Linked DNA regions of Homo sapiens: region 1 is linked to region 2. Evidence: read pairs that join two places in POLR2A ChIA-PET (ENCODE). Cell type or tissue: HepG2. All regions are shown on one strand. Links, peaks and the distances in the headings refer to the core of each region. The heading gives the core; the rest is flanking DNA.

What was found. Peaks named below come from ENCODE experiments on the same cell type or tissue, not always from the same donor. Only the 100,000 strongest peaks of a DNase experiment are listed, where the experiment ranks them.
Region 1: POLR2A ChIA-PET joins it to region 2 with 9 read pairs; 3 of 35 experiments call an interaction of 5 or more read pairs at or near these places.

The regions. Positions count from the first base shown.
Region 1 is chr4:158,900,391-158,904,777 of GRCh38, reverse strand. FNIP2 (folliculin interacting protein 2) reads right to left here. Exons shown (of 17, transcript NM_020840.3): 17 at 1-312. The coding sequence ends at 234. All of the region lies in intron 4 of SPMIP2 (sperm microtubule inner protein 2), which reads left to right. Among named protein-coding and RNA genes, the nearest start is that of SPMIP2, 130 kb to the left of the region's middle. RefSeq lists enhancers at 1,144-2,009, 2,010-2,875. In HepG2, for the core only: a CTCF peak has its summit at 2,035; a DNase peak (open chromatin) is centred at 1,987.
Region 2 is chr4:158,824,574-158,828,960 of GRCh38, reverse strand. It overlaps FNIP2 (folliculin interacting protein 2), which reads right to left. Exons shown (of 17, transcript NM_020840.3): 2 at 2,919-3,045. Among named protein-coding and RNA genes, the nearest start is that of FNIP2, 58 kb to the right of the region's middle. In HepG2, for the core only: no CTCF peak of the experiment used is centred there; DNase peaks (open chromatin) are centred at 1,940 and 3,110.

The sequences.
Region 1 (4,387 bases), core at 67-4,066, 76 kb before region 2:
TGGGTAACAAATGGCCTAAAGTGTTCACGACAATCACAAATGCTATTATGTCAAGTAAACCTAAGTCTTCAATGAAGCATCAGCTTGACAGCAAAAACACAAAACAAAAAGGTGGAATGACTGTTTCTGTTTGCTCTTCTCATGCTTTTGACATCACAGAGAGCTTATTCCTTTCTCCTTCAGTTGAGAATTTGATTTTTTTCTTCCAAGGAAGAACTGTCCTGAGCTTTAGCTTATAAGAGTATTTGAGCCACATAAGGAGAATGAGTACTGGCAATAGCAGTCAACAGAGGCAGGTCGTTGGATTCAATCCTGAATATTGAGAAAAGAAAAGAATATTACTTTAAAAGAGCATGGTTTTATGAGAAAGTATTATTTCTTTTTATGAGAAAGTATTATTTCTAGGTACTAAGTTTGATAGATTATCATTTAAAACTAATGAAAAAGCAAAACAGATGGAAGGATAATAAACTTACTCTTTTAATAAAATATTCCAGTGGACACTGACCAGGGAGGCAAAGGGAGAGAAATACAGGAAGTGTGTTGTGCCTGTGTGTGGACATAAAGCTCTTTTTCCCTTGGCAGGGGTCACCAGACTTTCTAACTTTCCTGTATTCCCTATATAACTTCATTGTATCATACTTTAAGGTATTCTCCATTATAAACTCATTCTTCCAGTCAACACTTCTAAATGCATACTGATTTTTCACCTAAGTTCAAATTGGTCTTAGAAAAACGATGATGGTAGCAATTTCTTAAAAAACATTGGGAATTTGTTCAAAGTTTATACTGGGATCCTCACTGAGCATTTAAGCCACAAGATTCTGAGAGCAAAGTGACACTAAAAGGTACTGGGTTAAGAGACATCATGGTTTCAAATGGACACAGCTTTGGCTGCCTCTCTTACAGCAGAGGTGGATACAGTATGGGCACTGGCTAAAAATGATGCCAGGTGTCATGAAAAAAAAAAATTGAACTGTTTCAGTTTGTGGACTATGTCCTAATCCTTACCCTTGAATTCCTCAAAGTAAAAATAAAACAGTATCTGGCATTACCTCATGGGGTTTTCTAGTCCTTCTCCAGTAATGCTACATACAGATCTGATTTCAGAGTGCACAGAAGTTCTCTAGTACTTTTAGTGCTACTGGCCCTGACTACGGGAGGAAGGGGATAAAGGAAGGATGAACATGAGTCCACTAATAATGCACTAAGAGGACCTAGAGATGAGTGCAAAGGGGAATAAAAGCTTATGATTACACGTGTTGATGCACACCTGTAAGGGTCAAGGATGGGGTAAAGCCCTTGAAATGTAAGGCACACATTTGGCAATGGAAAATCTAATAAGGCAAGACGGCCGAATAGGAACAGCTCTGGTCTGCAGCTCCCAGCAAGATCGACGCAGAAGGTGGGTGATTTCTGTATTTCCAACTGATGTACCCGGCTCATCTCATTGGGAGTGGCTGGACACTGGGTGCAGCCCACAGAGGGCAAGTAGAAGGAGGGTGGGGTGTTGCCTTACTCGGGAAGTGCAAGGGTTCAGGGAATTGTTTCCCCTACCCAAGGGAAGCCGTGAGGAACTCAATATCTGCACTGCAGTCTGGATACTGCACTTTTCCCATGGTCTTCATGACCCACAGACCAGGAGATTCCCTTTGGTGTGTACACAATCAGGGCCCTGGGTTTCAAGCACAAAACTGGGCGGCCATTTGGGCAGACACTGAGCTAGCTGCAAGAGTTTTTTTTCCATACCTCAGTGGCACCCGGAATGCTAGCGAGACAGAACGGTTCACTCCCCTGGAAAGGGGGCTGAAGCCAGGGAGCCGAGTGGTCTGGCTCAGTGGGTCCCATGCCCACAGAGCCAGCAAGCTAAGATCCACTGGCTTGAAATTCTCACTGCCAGCACAGCAGTCTGAGGTCGACCTGGGACGTTTGAGGTTGGTTGGGGGAGGGGCATCCACCATTGCTGAGACTTGAGTAAGCGGTTTAGCCTCACAGTGTAAACAAAGCTGCCTGGAAGTTCAAACTGGGCGGAGCCCACTGCAGCTCTCAGCAAGGCCACTGGGGCCAGACTGCCTCTCTAGATTCCTCCTCTCTGGGCAGGGCATCTCTGAAAAAAAGGCAGCAGCCCCAGTTAGGGGTTTATAGATAAAACCCCCATCTCTTTGGGACAGAGCACCTGGGGGAAGGGGCGGCTGTAGGCACAGCTTCAGCAGACTTAAACATCCCTGCCTGATAACTCTGAAGACAGCAGTGGATCCCCCACACAGCGTTTGAGCTCTGCTAAGGGTCAGACTGCCTCCTCAAGTGGATCCCTGACCCCTGTGTATCCTGACTGGGAGACACCTCCCAGTAGGGGCCGACAGAACCTCATACAGGAGAGCTCTGGCTGGAATCTGGTGGGTGCCCCTCTGGGACGAAGCTTCCAGAGGAAGGAACAGGCAGCAATCTTTGCTGTTCTACAGCCTCCGCTGGTGATACCCAGGCAAACAGGGTCTGTAGTGGACCTCCAACAAACCACAGCAGACCTGCAGCAGACAGGCCTGTTAGAAGGAAAATTAACAAGCAGAAAACAGCCACATCAACATCAACAAAAAGGACGTCCACTCAGAGACCCCATCCGAAGGTCACCAACGTAAAAGACCAAAGGTAGATAAATCCATGAAGATGGGGAGAAACCTGGGCAAAAAGGCTGAAAATTCAAAAAACCAGAATGCTCTCTCCTCCAAAGGATCACAGCTCCTCACCAGCAAGGGAACAAAACTGGATGGAGAATTGAGTTTGATGAATTGACAGAAGTAGGCTTCAGAAGGTGGGTAATAACAAACTCCTCTGAGCTAAAGAAGCATGTTCTAACCCAATGCAAGGAAGCTAAGAACCTTGAAAAAAGGTTAGGTGAATTGCTAACTAGAATAACTAGCTTAGAGAAGAACATAAATGACCTGATGGAGCTGAAAAACACAGCACGAGAACTTCATGAAGCATACACAAGTATCAATAGCTGGATCAATCAAGCAGAAGAAAGGCTATCAGAGATTGAAGATCAACTTAATGAAATAAAGCGTGAAGACAAGATTACAGAAAAAATGAAAACAAACGAACAAAGCCTCCAAGAAATATGAGACTATGTGAAAAGACCAAATCTACGTTTGATTGGTATACCTGAAAGTGACAGGGAGAATGGAACCAAGTTGGAAAACACACTTCAGGTTATTATCCAGGAGAATGTCCCCAACCTAGCAAGGCAGGCCAACATTCAAATTCAGGAAATACAGAGAACACCACAAAGATACTCCTCGAGAAGAGCAACCCCAAGACACATAATGGTCAGATTCACGGAGGTTGAAATGAAGGAAAAAAATGTTAAGGGCAGCCAGAGAGAGGTCAGGTTACCCACAAAGGGAAGCCCATCAGACTAACAGCAGATCTCTGCAGAAACCCTACAAGCCAGAAGAGAGTGGGGGCCAATATTCAACATTCTTAAAAGAATTTTCGTGGCACACGCCTGTAATCCCAGCTACTCTGGACGCTGAGGCAGAGAATTGCTTAAACCTGGAGGGGCGGAGGTTGCAGTGAGCTAAGATCACGCCACTGCACTCCAGCCTGGGCAACAGAGCAAGACTCTGTCTCAAAAAAAAAAAAAAAAAAAAAATTTCAACCCAGAATTTCATATCCAGCCAAACTAAGCTTCACAAGCAAAGGAGAAATAAAATCCTTTACAGACAAGCAAATGCTGAGAGATTCTGTCACCACCAGGCCTGCCTTACAAGAGCTCCTGAAGGAAGCACTACATGGAAAGGAAAAAGCGGTACCAGCCACTGCAAAAACATACCAAATTGTAAAGACCATCAACACTATGAAGAAACTGCATCAACTAACGGGCAAAAAAACCAACTAGCATCATAATGACAGGATCACATTCACATATAACAATATTAACCTTAAATCAAATACGGGCTAAATGCCCCAATTAAAAGACACAGACTGGCAAACTGGATAAAGAGTCAAGACCCATGATTGTGCTGTATTCAGGAGACACATCTCACGTGCAAACACATACACAGACTCAAAATAAAGAGATGGAGGAAGATCTACAAGCAAATGGAAAGTGAAAAAAAGTAGGGGTTGTAGTCCTAGTCCTGATAAAACAGACTTTAAACCAACAAAGATCAAAGAGACAAAGAAGGGCATTACATAATGGTAAAGGGATCAATGCAACCAGAAGAGCTAACTATCCTAAATCTACATGCAACCAATACAGAAGGACCCAGATTCATAAAGCAAGTTCTTAAAGAGCTACAAAGAGACTTAGGCTCCCACACAATAATAATGGGAGACTTTAACACCCCACTGTCAATATTAGATCAACGAGACAGAAAATTAACAGGGT
Region 2 (4,387 bases), core at 232-4,231:
GAAGCTTTTTTTTTTCCCCAATAATGACAAAAACATGGTTTGGGATGGCAGAATGCTGAAGAAGGGTTCTAGACAAAAGGAGGTAGGTTATGTATTAAGACTTTATCCTCTTTTAATAATTTAACTATTATTTACACTTCAATTCACATAATTGACCTCTGTTTTGGTTATTTGAGTTTTGATTATTAGCTTTTTAGTATTATGTAGAGTCATAATCCATTACATTGATGAGGAGAAAGATGAGGCTTCAAATCTAAATTTTTACTAAGCAAATGGAACTAATAAAACAAAACTATTAATTTGGGCAGACTGGCTCGTAGGGTTTTTTGTTTGTTTGTTTGTTTGTGAGATGGAGTCTCACCCTGTTGCCAGGCTGTAGTGCAGCGGCATGATCTCGGCTCACTGCAACCCGTGCCTCCCGGGTTCAAGCAATTCTCCTGTCTCAGCCTCCAAGTAGCTGGGACTTACAGGTGCCCACCATCACGCCCAGCTAATTTTTTTGTATTTTTAGTGGAGATGGGGTTTCACCATGTTGACCAAGATGGTCTTGATCTCTTGACCTCGTGATCTGCCCACCTCAGCCTCTCAAAGTGCTGGATTACAGGCGTGAGCCACCGCGCCCGGCCTACTTGTGTTTTTAATGACACACCTCCTCTACTACTCCTTTAAAGGTAACAGGAAGGAAAATCATGAGGTTGAATTTGTAAGGGATGAAACCAAAACCCTGAAACAGGAGCTACTGTGAATTACATAGCATGTGATGGAAATATGGTCTTCAAAGGTTAAAGACAACAGAGGATGCTCTACTATACATTCCCTAGAGTTTGCCACTAATTTTTATCACAGTGACAAACGTATAAGGATAAACCTTTATTAATATTTACCTCTCCCCAAACATATTACTCCCTACAGAAGCTTCCTGCACCCTCTATGATAAGTTATTTCTATTCTGAGTCTTCTTTGCCTTTTTTTTTTCCTTGTGTAGCTTTTGCTTGGAAAAAAACATGAATGCAATTGCAGCTTATCTAATCTCCAATGTGACAGTCACACTGGTGGTCTAATGCAAATGCCTGCAGTCATGTGCTTGATACAAACTCATGACGTTTTGTGCTTGCCAAGGGAGGCTGGGGCGGTGGGGACTGAAAATGGGAAAAGAACGTAAGGAAAACACAAAATGTGCTGGACCACAACTGTCACTCCAGCAATGATGGCATTCAAAGTGGCACTTGATTATTCCTGAGCACCCAGCACTCCCTCAACACGCTAAAGATAAAGCTGTTACTCAATCTCACTTAAGCCAGAAACACAGCCCCTCAGAGGGCCTAAGTGACACGAGGTGCCACTGCTTCAGACTGCTAGACCCTTTGGCTGGAGTACAATGCTGAACAGTCTATAATTGGAGAAACCACCTGGTGTAGTGAATAGAGCACTGACTGGATTCTTTTGTAGCCTTGGGCAAGCTACAAACCTCCTGAACCTAAGATGCCTTTTTGGTTAGATGAATGCTTCTAAGAAAGCCTATGTTTCCAGATTCCAGCATTATCAGTGCTCTGGTACACTGAAGATTCCAGTTCCTTTTGAAAACTTGTGTTTCTTTTCCCCTCCACCTGCCACCACTATGAGCAGCCCCAGTGATAGCTGCTCAACTAGACCATCCATGTGAGGCCTTCAGAGAAATGGGAAATAATTCAAGAAACTAAGAGGTAAACCATCTCCTGTCCACCAAAGGGTCAAGTGCTGGCTCACCTAAATTTCTGTTACAAATCTAACCTGGAAAGCCTACAGTGAATCACCTGAGAGATTTCTTGGTTTCCCCCTCCCTCCCTTCACCTACCTAACAAGCCCAACAACTACTGTAATGATTAGCCACCTGGCAGAACTCCACTTTAAAACACTGTGGAATCCACCCAGCTAAACTGTGTTTAACCAAACACTTCCTTCCTGCAGAAATGATCCTTATCAAAAGCAGGAAAACAACCCCTTGGCCCTGATGAGACAAAGACTGCGTTATAAACTGTTCATTTACTTAGCTGCACATTCTACAAACTGCCAGTATTTGGTCAGTATGGGTAGCAACTTATTGAACATAAAAAGAATGAATACAAGTGGATTTATTTAATTTGTAGGCATCTGAACAAATACTGAAAAGAGAATGAAAGGTCTAAAGTGAATTTACAAGTACCCTGGTATCATATCCAAAAAAGACCCAGAAAGGATCAGACTCTCCTCACCTTAAACATGTTACTTTACCATTCCCATTCTGGTTCCAAGGGATCAAGAGCTGCTCTATCCTCACTCTACCCATTGCTTGTCGCCCACCCTACACCACCACCACCACCACCACTACCACCCAACTCTCCACAAAAAAAATGGGAAATAAATAAAAGCTCCCCTGGTCAGAAGGGTTTGAGAAACAATCCTTTTTGAAGATAACAATGCAGGTTTGCATATGGAAGTCCTGTAAATAAGCAAAGCTGTTTAATTTTGTTTAACCCAGTGCTACTTATTATTATCCATGAGAAACACTGGACAGAATGATCTTCACACTAACACTTTATCACTTTATGAATTTTAGAGTTCTGCTTTCCCATTACATTTGAGGCACTCACTTGGCATCAAAATCTTACTGGATTGCAACTCACCAGCAAATTTACCTCTAGTACTATTAATAGTACACTGCTTAGCTCCTGCCATGATTACTTGCTAACAGTTTCACTTGTGTTTAGCAGTGAGCATACTCATGCCTGTTGGGGGTAGGGCTTTGATTAAAGGATTCAATGCTTGCTTATGTTTCTTCTGAACCATTAATGGCACTGTATAATATAACTCAAAGAGAAGATGATAGATTAATAAATGATTGATCAGAAGGGTGGTTAAAAGCACAAAAGAAAAGGAGAAAGCAAATCAGCATTTCATACCTGAGCTGTCACCTCCTCAATCTTTTGAACAGCTTTAGAGTCAAACAAGACTTGTCTGCCTCTCCTGTCACAGTCCTGGTAAACTATCAGGCGAATCTCATTCAGGTCAAACTCCGAACATGACCAACTGTGGATTAAAAAGGGCAAAAGAAGTTATGTTATCTGCAGCACATGAGATGATCACAGACAGATAAGCTTCCCAGTCACCATGCCTGTGTGCACATCAAAAGGCCACAAGCATGCAGGGCTAGTGATCCCCTCAGAACTGGGGCACCAGTGAGCCTGGGACAGATAGCCTTGTATGTGGATTCCAAAGGGCCATATGAAAATTGCCAGTTTTCATGATAAGGGCTGAGAAGACTGCTTTAAATAATAAATCACTGGAGAGAAAGCTTCTCCTTCCAAAGCCAATTTGGACACAGATGGCAGTCAGAAATCACAAGGACATGCAGAGAAGACTAAATTTGGATGCCTGGGTTCTGGGGACAGCATATCCGAGTTAAAGGAGTGTTAAGGCTTCTGTGTTATTGGGCAGGGAACCATTTGGAGCAAGTCGGTAGAGCCTTCTCTTCTTTCCCTCACCCACACTCAGGTCAAATTAAGAGGAATTACATACCCTAAAATTTATTATCTTCCCCGATTATGGCTAGCTCTAATCCAGGAGTTTCAGAAACCAAGTGCATCACTGTAGAGCACTGGAATTGCTAGCAATTACAGTCAGCAAGAAAGGAAGCATGTTTCTAAGCAAACCAAAAGCAACTGGGATAAAACTGCTCTGAGGAAAACATAGGTTCATTCTTAATAAATTACAGAGTGAGGGAACTACAGAAAAGATAATCATTTAAAAGTGCACTGCTTTGGATATACTCAGTTTTTAACCCATCAGTCCAGTCAACACATATTTGAGTGTCTGTGATGTTCCAGGCACTGTGGTTGCTGCTAGAGACTCAGCAATTAATTAACCAGACAGACCTGGTCCCCACCCTTATGGAGTTCATGATTCAGTGGGGAATGTTAGGCAAATAATCACAGACGAATGTATCACTACAAACTGTGAAAAGTACAAAAAGGAGCAGTAAACAGCTTCAGATTTCCAGATTGAAGGGGTAGGGGAAAGGGACAGAGAAGTCCCTAAGGACTTGAAGTGACATGTAAACACAGACCTGAAGAAGCAAAACAAATGATGCGCACCATAGGAACAGAGAAGGAGGTGGTAAGGTGTAAGACTGCTGCACTGGAGAAGGAAGAAGAAAAAAGGCCAGAGAGTGAGTGCCGTGAGGTGGAAAGGACGGCAGGCAGGGGCCAGGATCATGTTCTCCCTCCATGAGAAGCCAAGGAAAACAGACGCTTGATAAGATCAGGTCTGCACTTTTTGAAAGTTCAATCTGGCTGTTAAGGAAAATGGGGGTGGAAGAGATGAAGACTGGAAGCAGGAAGGCCAAACAGAATTCATAATAAGAGTTCTGGCC